Regions from separate parts of the Homo sapiens genome. Here region 2 is linked to region 1. Evidence: chromatin loops called from intact Hi-C (ENCODE). Cell type or tissue: PC-3. All regions are shown on one strand. Each heading gives the region's core, and the rest is flanking DNA. Links, peaks and the distances in the headings are about the cores only. Region 1 has its middle 22 kb from the start of AKAP6. Region 2 overlaps AKAP6 (A-kinase anchoring protein 6).

Region 1 (8,343 bases), core at 272-8,271:
TAAATTATATAATGTTTGTTTATTGATCCTTAAGTCACTGGACTTTCAATCCACAATATCACCAGCTCCTTGTGTGGGCTACATGTGCTCTGTGAAGTGCAGTTACTTCATTAAAAGAAAAACTATTTATTTTGAAATAATTTTAGATTTACAGAAGATTTGCAAAGCTAGTACAGAGAGTTCCAAAAAACCCGTCACTCAGCTTCCTCTAAATGTTAACATGTTATGTATCCATAGTTATATTCATTTTTTTCAGTGGCTTAGGATGAACAATCATTTAGACTTAGAAAGTGATTCGTTTAAAAGAATGAGATTTTATATAGACCACACTTGAATTTAGGTCCTATATCATATTTGTTAGCAAAATTAAGCAATTCCAGGCAAGTTACTTTTCTGTAAAAATGGGGTGCCATCTTTCTTACTAGGTCCTAGTGGGGATTAAACATACATGGAATCATCTTGTAAGGTTTTGTGTACTATAAGGTACACAGTAGACGCTTAGTAAATGTTCATTTCTTCTTCCCTCTCCCTCTCTCACCATTCTTTTTTTTTTTTTTTTTTTTGAGCAAACACGACAATGGACGTTCTTTTTGCTCCCTTCTATCCCTTCCTTCTCTCCTTTCTTTCTTCATATCATTGGACAATGTTACTTTTTTCTAGGCTTTTGGTTTCTGCTTTTGTATCTGTCCCCAACCATACTGCTTTGTCAGTCCTCCAGTTCCAGCACTTTCTGATGCTGAGTGAAGAGATGACCTTTTTGACCTGTTTCTCAGCCTCTTGCTGATTTAGCCTGAAAGCTTCAATGTTCATCAACCTGAGTCTGAAGTACAAAATGTTTCCACATCAGTAACAAGGACACAGAGTAGTTGTAAGGAAGAAAATGAAACCAACTATAGGTTGCAAAATATGTGACTGTAGGGGCACCCAGACAAGAATATAAACTCTGAAAGACAACTCAAGCCCCCCTACACTTTAACACTGGAAGGGATCCCTAGTACATGAAGCTTAAGATCCTTTATATAAATAATCAAAATTTTAGCCGGTGGGACTCAGATCCTTAATGGGCTAATCTACTCTTGTCATTTACTCTGACAAATGTCCACAGGGAAGGGAAACAGTACAATACTGGCACCATTTCACCTCTCAACAAAAATCTGCTTAAAACCAGATGCCTAGTGGCCATATGACAGACGTTCCACCCTGAGGAGGAGGCTCCCCTCAGGGATCCAGGAGAGACAGGGGTGATTATGCTGCACGCCTGCTTCCAAGCATAATAGGCAGACAGGGAGGGAGAGATGGAGCCCTGAACATCTTGGAGGTGACACCCTCTGGGCCACAAGTACTCCATACAGGATTTAGCACAGCTCAGCAGCTGTCCCATGGTGGCAGCCCTTTCTGCCATATGGGGGGAGCAAGATTGGGCATGGAATTGGCATCCCCAGGCTGGTACAAACACCATTGTGTATGTGAAAATGTGGGTCAGAGGCCTGATTTGAGAGTGAGGGAGGAAAAGGGGGGAGAATAGGTACTGTCAATAATTCCCAGTGGTTCTTTAAAAAAATTTTTTTTAATTCAAGGACTAGTCATTCTGGTCCCTAAGTCACAATAGAAGAGAGGGGTGAGTGTTACTTTGCCATCATCAAGGGCTACAATAAGGAAAAACAATAATCAGTGTCAGGATGACAAGGAGTTTCACTAAGAGGAAATGTTTGCCCATGGTGGGTTTGTTCAGAAGTCTACCAGGAATCGTTGGAAAGATCACCAAATGAAAACTCCACCATTTAGTAAAGAAAATGGAAGCTGGATGTGAGGAAAGTAGGATTTCTGTAACAGCCACATGTTCAAATGTGTAGCAGGGCAGGAAGTAGGGTGCTGAGGCCTGAAAGTATCCTTGACTGTGGAAGCTGTGGCTGGGCCAGGAGGACCAGAAGGCTCCTTCTTTTACTGAGTGATGCTGGCAGCGGAGGGGGAGAAAAGGGGCAATCAGGGACCTATTTTTTTATGGTTAGAGATTAAGTCATTAGCATTAAAACATATTGGGTATTTGAACTTTGTAGGGTGGTAGAAATATAATCATTTTGACTAAGGGCTCAGTGTTAGGAATATTTGAGTTTGTGGAAATATAATTTGTTGTCTTTTATTTTAGAAGAAAAACACTAACATGTCATATCAGTACAGCCATATGACCTAGTGGAAAAATGGCTGAGAAACAACAAACTTGATTTGTGGTCTAGATTCTTCACTGATTTAGTTTTTTTATCCATCACTGGGATGACAATAACAGCTACTTAGCCATGTGCCAGGTACTTCCTATGTATTAGCTCATTTAATCCTCCAGAAAGCCTTTGATACAGGTGCTCTTATCATCCTCTTTATTTTATAGTGAAGGAGGTGAGCCCTGAGTTAAGTAACTTACCCAGTGTCATATAGCTAATGAATGATAGAGCTGCCTTCGGATCCTAGGTTGCCTGGCTCCAGAGCCTATATGTTCAACTTTCATATGATACTGTCCACTCTATTTACCTAAGAGAGTGTGGCAAAGATAAAATTAGGTAATAGAAAGGAACAGGCTAGTTTTGAGATGGCTACCAGACTTGAAAGAGCCCACCCCTTGGAGCCTGAAAAAGCTTACCATCTTCCTGTAACTAGCTGCAAATTATTTAATTTTATAATTTTTTAAATCTTAGATGGGAATGGTAATACTTATTTTGCTGGTTGCTCAAAAAACACTATAGCGTTAAATTTGTAGTAGGAACTCAAAAATTGGTGGCTATCATTGTTTGCTCCTGTTTTCATATATCAGTCTTGAGAACCAGGGCCACATGTATATTTTGGTATCCAATTTTAGTTATAATGGGACTGAGCACAAAGCTGTCATTCAACTATTAATAATAATGGCTAATGGCTAATGCTTACTGGGGGCTTCCCGTGGGCCAGGTGCTTGGTTCCTGGAAGGTTCTTTATATACATTAACTCATTTTACCACCATAAGATGAAGAAGATACTCTTGATGCCACAGTTTTACAAACAAGGAAACTGATGAAGAGGTGTTAAGTAACTTGCTGGTAGTTACACAGCTTGTAAATGACAGAGCTGGAATTTGAAACCAGTAGTCTGGTTCTTGATTACTAATTAGTGATAGAATCATAATGTTGGAAGACGAAATAAAGATTTTATAGTTCAACCTTATGCCCCACAGTGGGAGTTAATTAATATTAAGTAACTTAATATTTTTGAGGGTTCCTTACTCACCTTCTGCTTGTCTGTCTTCAGTAATAAAGTGCTCACTGGCCCAATGAGAAACCCTGTTAATTTTTGGGCAGTTCTTTGTGTCAGCTTTCCAATGTTAACCTAAAACCAGCTTTACCCTTCCTTTTTTCATTGATCTAGTTTTTGAGGTACGCAGAACAAGGTTAGCTCCCTATTTATGACATCGCTTTGCTACTTGAAAACAACTACCTCCTCTTTTCCAAGCCAGCAACTCCAATTTTCATCAATGGTGACTCATCACCCTGGCTGGGCTACTGACTGTCTTTTTTTATGGCTGGTACAGTAAAATATGATTATTATTGTCCATCAATACTACTTTATTCCTTTCTCAATGCAGGTTGAGATTGCATTAGCTTTTTGGACAACGTATCCTCACAGTTTGCTCCTATTGGCTTTAGGTAACTACAGTAGTCCCCCCTTATCTGAGGGGTATATGATCCAATACCCCCAGTGCATGCCTGAAATTGTGCCCTATACAGTATATGCTATATGCTATGTTTTTTTCCTATACATACATACCTATGATAAAGTTTAATTTATAAATCTGGCACATAAGATATTAACAATAACTAATAAAATAGAACAATTATAACAATATACTTAATAAAAGTTATGTAAATGTAGTCTCTCTTTCTCTCAAAATATAGTATTTTTGGACTGAGCTTGACTACAAGTAACTGAAACTGCAGAAAACAAAACTGCAGATAAAGGGGCTACTGTGTAACCTCCTATGTATTAATTGGCTCGAGCTGCCATAACAAAATACCATACATAGATTGGATGCTTAAACAACAGAAATTTATTTTGTCACAGTTCTAGAGGCTAGAAGTCCAAGATGAAGATTCTAGCTGATTTGGTTTTTGGTGAGGACTCTATTCCTGACTTGTGGACAGTTGCTTTCTTGCTACACCCTCACATGGCCATTTCGAGGGTGTTTCTCCCTCTTTTGTAAGGATGCCAGTCCCATCGGATTAGGTCCCCACCCTTATGACTGTACTTAAATTTATTATCTCTGTTTAGGCCCTATCTCCAAATACAGTTATATTGGGGGTAGGGCTTCAACATATGATCTTGGGGGGACACAGTTCAGCCCGTAGCATCTTCTCATCATAGACTGTGCTACCAATCTGTGATGGAGAACTGAAGGAAAAAGGGCCATGGTTGTTTAATCTTGGGCTACGGTGCAGTGTAAGAGGAGTTGAAACTGCCCCTCTGCCTTTGGGGGCTGTGCTCCTTGTTTCTGTAATCCTACTGGGTCCCTAATCTTCTTCTTTCTTGATTTTGAGTAGTTGTGATACTGACAGAGTGGGGACAGAAAAAGCTGAAATCTGTTATTGCAACAGTAACAGAGCTTCAAGTCTAGGAATTTCCCCAGTTATCTCTTACGGGGCATTTGCCTTCCTGCCATAGGAAACAGATGCAGGGAGGGCAAGTTGTAACCTGGGGCCTTTAATCATAAAGGCATAGGGAGCCCTACCCAGGACATTCACTCATGGCAGGGTGACTGGTGATCTGCCAGAGAAATCCCAGCAGCCCTTGCTGAAAGGCATAAGGTAGGGAGATCCACAGCTCCTGTGACCCAACCTGTTTCAGCCTGGAAGATAATGGAGGACAGAGCGAGCAAGGCATGTGTGTGTTCATTAGTATTCTTTAGAATACAAGTGCTAGAAAAACCCACCCAAAGTGCTTTAAGCAAAATGGGAATTTATTGGTTCACATAAATTTATTGCTGCCAGTGTACTTTGATCCAGTACTCAAATATTATCACCAGGATCTGTCTCTATGTTTGCTTTGTCTAGCTGTCAGCTTTACTGGCTCACTTGGTGATTTAATCCTCACATTACGAATTCCAGAAGAAAAGTAAATATGTTTTCTTGGCTGTGACTGGGTTATGTGCCATACTGGAACTAATCAGTGTAGCCACAGGGATGGGTATGGTATTATTATAAGCCAGTCCAGGACCCCCCTGTTGCTAGGGATGGAATCAGTTCCATGGAAACCATATGACTGGAGAATGGTGGAGGGTGGTTTCCCAAAGGAAATTTTAGATCCTCTTTTCCAAAGGAATCTTTGGATCCCTTGGAAACTTTGGAAATGCTTGTTGGACAGAAATAATAGGTGTTTATTACAGACATTTTTTCACATGGCCCCACAAACAAATCACAGTATAATGTTACCGGAATGTCCCTGGAAATTACAATAAGGTGTCACTTTCTCTTCCTATTTTTATTACAGCCACTTTGTGTTTTTATATGCTGAAGTATAGGACTATAGTCACCTCAGATTATCTTCCACTTATTTCTGAGCTTTCCCCTCTGGTCTTGTCACTTGTGCGCATCCATCCATCCATCCATCCATCCATCCATCCATCCATCCATCCATCTGTCCATCAAACAAGTACGTATTGAGTGTCCCCTTAGATGCAGCAGTGAACAAGAGATTGTTGTTGCCTTCATGGGGCTTTTAGTTTAGTGTTCCAGTCTCCTCATCAAGCTGCCATCTGGCTCTTGCCATCATGCCCCATAACCCAGAAATCTCTGATCTCCTACATGCTGTGGGTGCCCCCACCACCACGCTGGCCTTGCCCCGTTCTTTACTGTGCCACAAAAGGAGCAGCATCTTCCCTTAATTCTGCACAGCATGGCAGAGATTACAGTATGCTCTCATATGTGCAGGAAACATTTCTCTTTCATAGCACTTGTCACAATTGTCATGACTTACTTGTATATGTATTTGTTTAATATCTTTCACTCTAGACTTCTCATAAGGTTAGGGACTGTGATTATCTTGTTTATCATTATTTTCCCTTATGTAGTGCAGTGCCTGGAGCATACTAGCCATTCAAATACTCGAATGGTCTGCTATACTGTCAGATTTAACAGGACCCCTTAAGGTGAAGGAATAATAAAACCAATACAATACAAAAAGCATCCTGAAACAGTTACTAGATGTGTGTCTTATTCTGCTCAAGCTGCTATTACAAAATATCATAAACTGGGTGGCTTACACAACAGAAATTAATTTTCTCACAGTTCTAGAGGCTGGGAAGTCCAAGATGAAGGTGCTGGCCAACTCAGTTTTGGTGAGAGTCCTCCTTTTGACTTGCACACAGCTGCTTTCTCCTTGTGTCCTCACGTGGTGAAGAAAGAGTGAACTCTCTGGTGACAAAAGGACACTAATCCTATTGGATCAGGTCCCCAATCTTAAAATATCATTTGACCTTAATTATCTTCTTATCGGCCCTGTCTCCAAATATAGTGACTTTGGAGATTAAGGCTTCAACCTATTAATCGGTGGCAGTGGGGAACAGTTCAGTCCATAGCACTGTGGGTACCTTCAGCATACATAGCTAGGGTACCTTCAGAAACCTTTCTAGTGCCTGCCTGCTTAGTTTTCTGCATGTTTCTATGTGGCAGAGGCCAGCTGATGATACACATATTCAGTGCTCTGAGTATATCTACTCATAAGAATCTAAGCATACGTGCTCCAAGGTCCAGAAAGAGAAGGAAGTTCTCCTCCAAGTCTAAGGTTGACTTTCTGAGTCCCTATGTTTTGTCCAAGTCTCTGTCTCATCCCAGGATTGTGAACTTACTTTAGGGGAACTTTAGTCTCAATCCATAACTCCCCTCCAAAAAAAATGACAAAAATGTCTCTAAAAAACATGCAAGCTCAACCCAAAATGAAAATATTCTCTACCAAACAAAATACTTGTATTTTTAGTTTGAAACAACTGCATTTAGGTTATTTCACTTTTTTTTTTCTTTTTTTTGGTGTGGAGTCTCACTCTGTCGCCCAGGCTGGAGTGCAGTGGCATGATCTCAGCTCACTGCAAGCTCCGCCTCCTGGGTTCAAGCCATTCTCCTGCCTCAGCGTCCCGAGTAGCTGGGACTACAGGTGCCTGCCACCATGCCCGGCTAATTTTTTGTATTTTTAGTGGAGACGGGGTTTCACTGTGTTAGTCAGGATGGTCTCAATCTCCTGACCTTGTGATCCGCCCGCCTTGGCCTCCCAAAGTGCTGGGATTATAGGTGTGAGCCACCGCACTCGGTCTATTTCACATTTTTCTTCAAGAAAAATTGGTAGATGTAACCTAGGGTTCTTTTTCTTTTCTTTTCTTTCTTTCTTTTTTTTTTTTTAAAGAACGGCTATGCCTATTCCAAAGAGAATTCAAGTCCCTGTATCTGAGCAGATAGAATTGCCTCCAGTACTCACATGCTAGCCTCCCTTTCATCATCCCCTCCACTCAGATTTTATGCCTCAAATATTGGATAATCTTAGGAGTGGTCAGAACTCACATTATGCTTTACATTGCCTGAGTCTAGTACTGAATTGCATAGTGCAATATTTTAGTCTCTGAAGCTGGATCTCTGCATCTCTGAAGTGGCTGAAATGAAGGACAAAACTCCTATACTAAAGCTTCCAGAACTGTGTTTTCTGTGTATGTAATGGGTGGAAGCAGGAATAATATTCAGAGCACAGTTTTTGTTTTGTAAGCCCTCTAGGTCATAGAGCTGTAATAAAAGAACTGACTCCTTGTTGCTTGGAATAGCCTTGAATATTGGTAAAGTCATCCACATATAAATATTTCAGGCTGTGTGGTAAGTGTTCTGTTTAGTAATGGAAATTCAATGTCTTTTAGAGGGAAAGACACATTTTTAAAAGTGTTTTCCCCCTTCATTGATTGATTGATTGCTCTAGAATTTCTGTAGAGAATATTTGACATGACTAATAAATGCTCCAAAGTTCAATGAAGAAACCACCGAGACCATTAATAGCTTAAAAACAAAAATGAGTAAAACACAATTTCCAAATGGTTGGGTCTGGATGTTGCCTCTTTGGTAACAGTAGTAAAGATAACAAGTACATTTATATAGTGCTTTAGAGTTTACAGAATGTTCTGTGGGTTGCCACCAGGTCTATTTTAGGGATGAGTACTTTGCTTCAGCCCAAGCTGGTAACTCCAGATCTTATCATTCAAATAACTAGTGGGTATTTGTTGTGGGGGTGGGCATAGTTTGCCTCATCCTATGCCCCAGTGTTCCCTCAGCTTCTAGTAGGTTACTTTATTCTCTC
Region 2 (8,343 bases), core at 330-8,329, 63 kb after region 1:
ACTTGCTAACCACCATTTTTACCTACTATTTCCTTCTGCCTTAGGGGACAGGTGTCCCTGTCCTGTTTGCAGTTAGTCCACCTCTCTCCTGCTTCCTGGGTTCCTTGCCCACTGGTCAAACCCTTCTTCCCTGTATCTTCAAACCTCTCTTTCTCTTTATTAGTCCTGCCCCTTAGGAGGTAAACCCTCTCATCGTCTCTCCCACTAAAAGAAACAAACATATAAGCAAAACCACACACATTAAACAGCAATCCATTGTCCCTACCCTCCCCCCACTACCATTTCCTCTCTTTCCTACCCTTCCTTGTTTGCACCCCCTCCATGAAGAGAGCCACCTGTGCTCAGGCACCATGCCATAATTCCCCTGTTCATCCTGTCGCTGCCCACTTGCAGTGACCTGATGCCTGATAGCCAGACTCTATTATTTTATTAGCTAACAAGTCCTTCTTCACTTAGAACACTACATTTGAACTGAGCTTCATGCTGAGGATTCCTGGGAGTTAATTCTTTGTGGGGCAGTCCCTCATGGGTTAAAAGTCTCATCCAGATGGATTCCCAGAGTGTGTGCTGATAGCCTGTCTCCTACACCACCCAGTGGCTGGTAGTGACTGTGGGTGGGATGAGTTGTGGGGGAAGTCTGTGATCCTTGGCAGATACTCTCTGACTTCAGTCCAAGGTCTTTAGAATACTATTGTGAGAGTAAGACAATCTGTCCTGAGAACCAAGCCCTCTAGGTTTTAGAATGTTGACTTTAACTGGCATTGCATATTTTATCTCTTGCTGTGCTTCTTTTCTAACTAGAGAGTGAAATCTTTCTCTCTTTATATTTGGATTTGAAAATGCTCTGTGTGTGTGTGTCTGTGTGTGTGTGTGTATTGGGGAGTAGTGGTGGAAAGTGGTATGGTCATCAAAGCTGTAAAAAGCATTTTCATTTATTTTTAGTATGTTTAGCCCAAACTATTAATTGTGAAAATTGAGGTGTTCAAATCTCAGACTTGTCCCCCTCAGAGAAAGACAGACTTATGCAAGGTTATAGCACAGCTCAGAGGAGGCTGGGGGGAAATAAGTTCCAGGTCATACTCCAGCATGTTTTATAAATCAGCCGATATCCCTCTTCATGAAGCTCTGGAATAGGTTCTTGAAAAGGGCCTGCATGGTAGTCAAACATGAGGGCATTATAAAACTCCTTGCTGCGGGCTGCTCCAATTCAGAGCATGAATTATTCAGAAGTTGTTTTGGAAGCCCTCCTGGGAACAGTGGTCTACTCCCCTGGACTGGCTCCCATGAATGAAAGAGTCCCACCCACTTCTTCAGACTTGGCAGCTGGGAATTTCTTTCTTGCTCCACTAAGTCAACAAAACAACAAAAAGCCTCCAAAACATAGATCAGTGTCGTCAGTTTGCCTCCTGGAGTCTTAACGCAGGGCTCAATAATTCACGCACTTCTACATCAGTGACTGAAAGCATGATTTAAGAATATGAAGTGGTTAGAAGTGTGTGTGCTCATAGAATTAAGTGGATGTCAACTCCATCTCCTTGCTTTTTAAAAATTATTAATTGTTCAGGAGCTAAGTTTGTGAACATTAGCATTATCAAATATTATTTATTTTGTAAAAGATCAGATCTTTCTTTTCACCTAGAATTAAAGTGAATAGATTTTTCTTTTTCTTTGTTATTATCAAAAGTTGACTACTGATTTCAATATCTATTTGTACATTTTTATTATATTTTAAACAGGAATGGATGGCCATCAACTGCATTTTTATGATTCATATTTTCTCTTCAGTGACTACATCACCATTAGTATCCTGCTTACTAAGTCTTCCCTTTTGTTCTACTTAATCCAGCCTATTTTCCTTCATAGACATGTGGAATGGGGACAGGGATGAATTCCCAGCCAGCTCAGTGAGGTATGCACTGGGGCCTTTTTTGGATTTTCTTTCCAATCTGACTTTCCAAGCTGCTTAGCTACTTCACTCATTACTACTTTTCTTCTCTGCTATTTACTACTAAAAATAGTCCAGCTTTACATCTCCACCAACTCACAGTTTGGCCTATTATGAATGCTTCTGGAGACAGGAAACTCAGTGCCTCACAGACAACACATTTATCTTCAGGTAGTTTTGACTGCTAAAAAGCCCAAACTTCTTGTTTTCTAATTTTCTTCTATTGGTCCTGCCAGGGTCATACAAAACATGTTTAATCTTTTTTCTAGAAATTTGAAGGCCCTTCATCCTTCATTTCTTCCCTCCCTCTGTCTCTCTCTCTCTCTCTCATCTCAATTTCTGGTTAGCACTCTATTAATCCTCCTGATTGCTTTTCTCTGAGGAGGCAGGAGCTTAACACATGGTACCTAGAACTGAACATAATCCATTGCAGATAAGGGAGGAATATCATCCCATTTCATCTTTATATGGCACCTTTAAGATCGTATCAGCCTATTTCGTTAATTCAGCAGTTATTTATTAATTGCATCTCAGGTGGTAGACATTGTACTGGGTGCTGGAAGTATGTATAAGTGTGATCACAGAACAAACAGACTACCAGAGTGAGAGACCAATAATTGTTAGCTGTAAAGTATGATGAGTATTAGTCTAGGAGAAGTGCAGAGTGATGTGGGCATACACAGTGCGAGGACATTTCCTAACTAGAGGGTTGGGGAAGGCCTCCAAAAGGAAGTGACTTTAAAGGAATTAGGCAGGAGATTAGGGGGATACTAGAGGTAGAGGTGGGGGAAGGAGGAACAGGTACCAACATACGCAAAGGTCTAGAGGTGAGAAAGGAACTGAATACAGTACAATCTGACTGAAGATTAGACTGTGAATAGAGGGCAGAGATGAAGTTGGATAGGTAGGCAGTGCCCAAACCGTGGACCCCTTACAAGCTAATAATTAAACATGTGTTTGAGCACCTACTATGTACTAGGTGCTGTTATGGGCCCTGGGGTTTTGCTAGTTATCAAATAAGACCAAAATAAGACTAAATAATCCCTGCCCTCTTGAAACTTATAGTTTAGTGGATATTAAGAAGAAGAAAAAAAAAACAAAAACATGCTGAATAAATGTGGACTTTAAGGACAGGGATAAGCCACTGAAAGTGTTAAGTGGGGGAGTGATGTGGTTAGAATCATACTCTTTAAAGTTAGGCATATAATTTCACCCAATGGAGGCACTTTTGAGAATGAACGGGCTTTATTAATAATTATTCTGGGACAACAGGCATAAACTGGGCAAATCAGGAAAGATGGGCACTCTTCAAATGTGGTTAAAAACCAGAGGGAAGCAAGACTGGAGGCAGAGATTGGTCATTGCAGGGACCCAGATGAAAGATAGCCAGGACTGCTACCAAGATATGCAGTGAGGTGGAAGGAAGTGAATGGATCTGAGAAGCTCTTAAAGGAAAGATCTGTTCACAATAGGCAAGGGACAATTAATACAGTGTGGCACCAAAAAAACCTCCTTCCAGACTGATAAAGACCCAGAAACCGGTAACTGTTAGACAAAGTCATTAGATGTGTTACAGATTTCCTGTTGTCCATTATCTTGTCCACATCTCAATCAACATAGTTAAAATATTTGATGAAATTTAGATAGGTATACATATGGATTACATTTTCTAAACCGTTAATTTGGCAAACTTGTTAAAAACAAAGAAGTAGGAGGAAGTTAGCCTGACACAACTTATTCACAGTGATCATCCTTTTGATCCTGGGTCACTGTTTTCTTCCAAGTGCTGGCTTGTGGTTAGTGCACAGTACATTTATTAAATTCATTTAAAGAATCTTTTCCTCAACAGGTGAGGGAGAAAACAATCCATTTTAAGCACTGAGTTTATTCCTTTAGTGGTTGGCTTGCTCCAAATATAAATAATAGTTCTTTTCATTGTTCTCCATGATTTAAACAAAACAAAATGTGTAAGTTCCCTTTAAATCATAACCTCCTTGGGAGGCCGAGGTGGGTGGATCACCTGAGGTCAGGAGTTTGAGACCAGCCTGGCCAGCATGGTGAAACCACATCTCTACTAAAAATACAAAAATTAGCCGGGCATGTTGGTGGAAGCCTGTAATCCCAGCTACTCAGGAGGTTGAGGCAGGAAAATTGCTTGACCCCAGGAGGTGGAGGTTGCAGTGAGCTGAGACCGCGCCATTGCACTCCAGCCTGGGCGAAAAGAGCGAAACTCCATCTCAAAAACAAACAAACAAAAAATTATAACCTCCTAGAGCAGCTTAACATGGGGTCATTACATGACCATTATTTCTAAGTCAGTATGTTGTGTTCCACTTTGGCCATATGATGCTTGGCATTTTCAGGACAGGGTCAAAGTTCTGAAACACCTGCCATCTGTCAAGAGGAGACCAGAAAGACTGTCCACAAATTAGCACAAACCAGAAACTGCTGTTGGAAAAGAAGCTTAGTGGTTTCCCTAAGGGGAGTAGCATCACCTTCACACAGAAGGGAGAAGCTTTCTTGGTCCTTAGCCACCATCAGTTTGTGCCTTACAAAGACAGTGCTATCGAATTGATGGTGTTCTAGGTTCTTAAGAGGAATGCTTATAAAAATGGTTGCTGAATGTCAAGTGCTGTTTAAATGCTTAATTACCAGAAGTGAACACAAATAATGAGGGAGTTTGATTCCCTACAAACCAGAACTGTTGTTCCTGATATGTGACCATTAGCAGAGCTCTGCAGTGTCTTTTATTGCACGGTTCTGAGGCTTTGCCGTTAACAACTTATTAATTGATCAGGGAAGAAACCAGTGGCTGTATTAGTGCTGGTGAAATGGAAGAAAGACTGAGCAACTTGCATAAGATAAATCTTTTACTACACTGTAAACAATGGAGTGGTGGTAAGTTCTCTTAAAGCTGAAAACATTACTGTTATGAAGGCTCTGAAAATGGAAAAAAATGAGAAAATGATTAAAGATCTTTTTGGGGTTAGAATTTTTTAGTTTTGCTGGCATGAAAAGACTTGGGCAGATTTTAGTACTGGAGGGACCTGCCTTATTCGTTGTGTATTCCATTCATGATTGCTCTTTCCTTGTGTAAGAGGAAGAGGAGTGACTCATTATGACTCTTGGTTTTAATTTCAGTAGATTCCTGAAGGTGCAGAACTGAGTGAACAGATCATCCTTTTTAAACTCACTCAGGCTGATTTCTTTTGAGGGATGTTATTTGTTAGTTTAAATAGTAGTACTGAGAAGTAGAGGAGTGTATATTAAACTGTGGCAAGAGAACTTCAGAAACAGGAAAAGTAACTAAGTCCTAAAAATAAATTCTTGTCTTGTTTTCTGTGACTGATAAAACATCATAAGTAAGACATATGCACCATAACCCCAACCCCTAGTGAATATACATGCATTTTATAGAGCTAGAACACACATATGTCAAAAGTCACCTTAAAATCTTTCTGAGAAAAGGATAGGTAAATACATAAAATGTACACATGAAGACTACTATTTGTTTTTATTTAAGTGTTAACATGTTTGTATGTTTGGGAGGCCAAGGTAGGAGGATCACTTGAGGCCAAGAGTTCAAGACTAGCCTGGGCAACATAGTGAGACCTCCATCTCTACAAAACAAAAACAAAACAAAACAAAACCAAAAACCAAAAGAATTAGCTGGGCGTGGGGGTGCTCATCCGTAGTCCTAGCTACTCAGCAGGCTGAAGCTGGGGGATTGCTTGAGCCCAGAAGTTTGAGGCTGCAGAGTTACGATCATTGCACTCCAGCCTGGGTGACAGAGCAAGACCCTGTTTCTAAATAAAATAAAATGATTCTATAAAAATTGGTGACATTGGTCTGCAGTAGAGGGAAAAATCATGGGGAGTTGAAATAGGTGAGAAAAGCTTCATGAAAAGGTGGGATTAACTGTTGTTTTTTGAAGAATGATCTCATAAGAGGAAGTTAGAAAGAGGCAGGGTACCTCAAATGTGGAGACTAGAAGGAACTAAGGTGTAGCTTGGAGTCAAAGATTCCAGGTGTAGTGGGGTGGAGTGGAAGCTCCTTAGGGAAGCCACTTACCTGATTTGAAGGGTGGTTTCCTCATCTGCAAGATATGCAGATTAGTACTCTTTCACTCCTATTTCTCTTTCTCTCTCTACTTCTCTTTTCTTTCTTCTCTCCTTCTCCCTCTTCCTCCCTTCTCTCCTTCCTTCTCTTTTTTTTTCCCTACACATATTTATAAGTACCTACTTTATTCCTTAATTGTACTGTGCCCTGGGGATATAGAATGCTCCTACAAGGGTCAGGGCCTCACAGAGGAGATGAACAAATAAACTGCTGTACAGAAGGATGCACATGGTCCTGAGGAGGCTAGCTTGAGGAAGGAGTGGCTAACAGGTTGGGAACTGGGGAAGACTTGTTATGCAAATCAAAATTGTAACCACTTTGTAAATACTAAGTATTTATTAATGTAACATTTTTTTCTTTTACTTGTGATGCATTTTTTTTTTGTGGCTTCTGTGACTCTTTGTAAAGGAGTTCTGAGTCACTAGTTAAGATTTTTTATAAAGAAATACACCATTAGCAGGCCGAGGAGGGGATGTTTTAGTTTAGTGAAACTTGGACCAGTGTCAATTTAATGGGTCAGACGTAGTGTTTGTAATGGGTAAGAAGTACTAGTCATCCAAATCAAATGGCCATAACAATGAACTCTGAAAATAGTTATATATTTTTTAACAGAGTAAAGCTTCTTTATAGCAATATAATTCTTTAAGATCACTTTTTTTTTTTTAATTTTTGGAAGCTAGAGACAAAGTAGAGGAACTGGCAAGATTCAGATTTTTGGAATCAAGCATTAAATTATTAATTGGCAAGAATTTTTCTGAAAACACTAGTAGGAGGAATTAGGAACCCCACAAGCAAAATAACATTACCTTGGAAGAATGAATGGTATATTCAGTTTTACCTCTACATCTTTTTGTTGCTCTGTGTGTGTGTGTGTGTGTGTGTGTGTGTGTGTGTATTCACATGTGCTTGTGTGTCTGAGAGAGAGAGGAGAGAGAAAAAGAAAGAGAGCGAGCGAGCATTATGGGATTTGGGTAGTTTTGGAAACTTTCTTTTGAGAATACTGAGAATGATTGGGGGAAATTAAGTGAGTGGTTGAAGTACTATTGCTAATTGTTGCTTGTTTTAGGAAAAGATGATGTCAGACACAATCCTTGGTAGAAATTTTGAGAGAATTTTTGATGTTTCAGAGTCTGACGGTTCTAGCTCTTTATAATATAAATTTCATTTCAAAATTTATGGCTTTTTTGGGGGGGTGGGGTATAAGTGTAACTGCCTAAGGGATTCACCTTGCCTGCTGCCTAGACAGAGCCGATTCATCAGGACAGGGGAACTGTAATAGAAAAAGAGTAATTCACACAGAGCCAGCTGTGCGGGAGACCAGGGTTTTATTATTACTCAAATCAGTCTCCCTGAGCATTTGGGGAGCAGAGTTTTTAAGGATAACTTGGTGGGTGGGGGAAGCCAGTGTTCCAGGAGAGCCGATTGGTCAGAGATGAAATCATAGGGAGTTAGAGCTGTCTTCTTGTGCTGAATCATTTCCTGGGTGGGGGTCCAGAAGATCAGATGAGCCAGTTTATTGATCTGGGTGGTGCCAGCTGATCCATCAAGTGCAGGGGCTGCAAAATATCTCAAGCACTGATCTTAGGTGCAGTTTAGGGAGGGTCGGAATCTTGTAGCCTCCAGCTGCATGACTCCTAAACCATAATTTTTAATCTTCTGGCTAATGTGAGTCCTACAAAGGCAATCTAGTCCCCAGGCAAGAAGGAGGTCTGCTTTGGGAAAGGGCTGTTACTGTCTTTGTTTAAACTGTAAACTAAGTTTCTCCCGAAGTTAGTTCAGCCTATGCCCAGGAATCAACAAGGACAGCTTGGAGATTAGAAGCAAGGTGCAGTCAGTTAAGTTAGATCTCTTTCACTGTCTGTCATAATTTTGCAAAGGCGGTTCCATAAGGTCATTTTTAGCACTTCTAGAAATAGACCAAGCATTAGCTAATTGTCAGTGAACTTCTCCTCACACGTAAAAGTCTTTATAGGAAGAAAAACCCTTACTCCATAATTATAGAAGACAGATTTGAAATGTATGTAACCCATTTGGATTAAATACAACAGCTGATATACTTATCCCTGGTTAAAGATGAGCGATAGTAAAAACCCCTGGCGTATGGAACAGAGGACAGACAGATTGCCACTGAGCAAAGTAAAAAGGCCCAGAGACAGCAACTTAAAACTTTGCGTAAGGAATAGCATACTTCTTAGTCTGGTGTTCAGTTTAATTCAGAGACATATTGAGGACCTAGAATGTGTTGGGATATGCTGGGTATTGTGTATACAAAGACTGGG

Evidence for each region. Hi-C counts contacts between places; a loop is a spot of excess contacts. Peaks named below come from ENCODE experiments on the same cell type or tissue, not always from the same donor. Only the 100,000 strongest peaks of a DNase experiment are listed, where the experiment ranks them.
Region 2: it touches region 1 in a loop (5-fold over the local background); 2 of 110 quality-filtered maps call a loop at or near these places.

What each region holds. Positions count from the first base shown.
Region 1 is chr14:32,303,274-32,311,616 of GRCh38, forward strand. No RefSeq gene overlaps it. Among named protein-coding and RNA genes, the nearest start is that of AKAP6, 22 kb to the right of the region's middle. In PC-3, for the core only: no CTCF peak of the experiment used is centred there; a DNase peak (open chromatin) is centred at 5,098; H3K4me3 peaks cover 424 bases; H3K27ac peaks cover 1,252 bases.
Region 2 is chr14:32,365,848-32,374,190 of GRCh38, forward strand. The region is part of intron 1 of AKAP6 (A-kinase anchoring protein 6); the gene reads left to right. Among named protein-coding and RNA genes, the nearest start is that of AKAP6, 41 kb to the left of the region's middle. In PC-3, for the core only: a CTCF peak has its summit at 580; DNase peaks (open chromatin) are centred at 5,084 and 6,554; H3K4me3 peaks cover 700 bases; H3K27ac peaks cover 4,291 bases.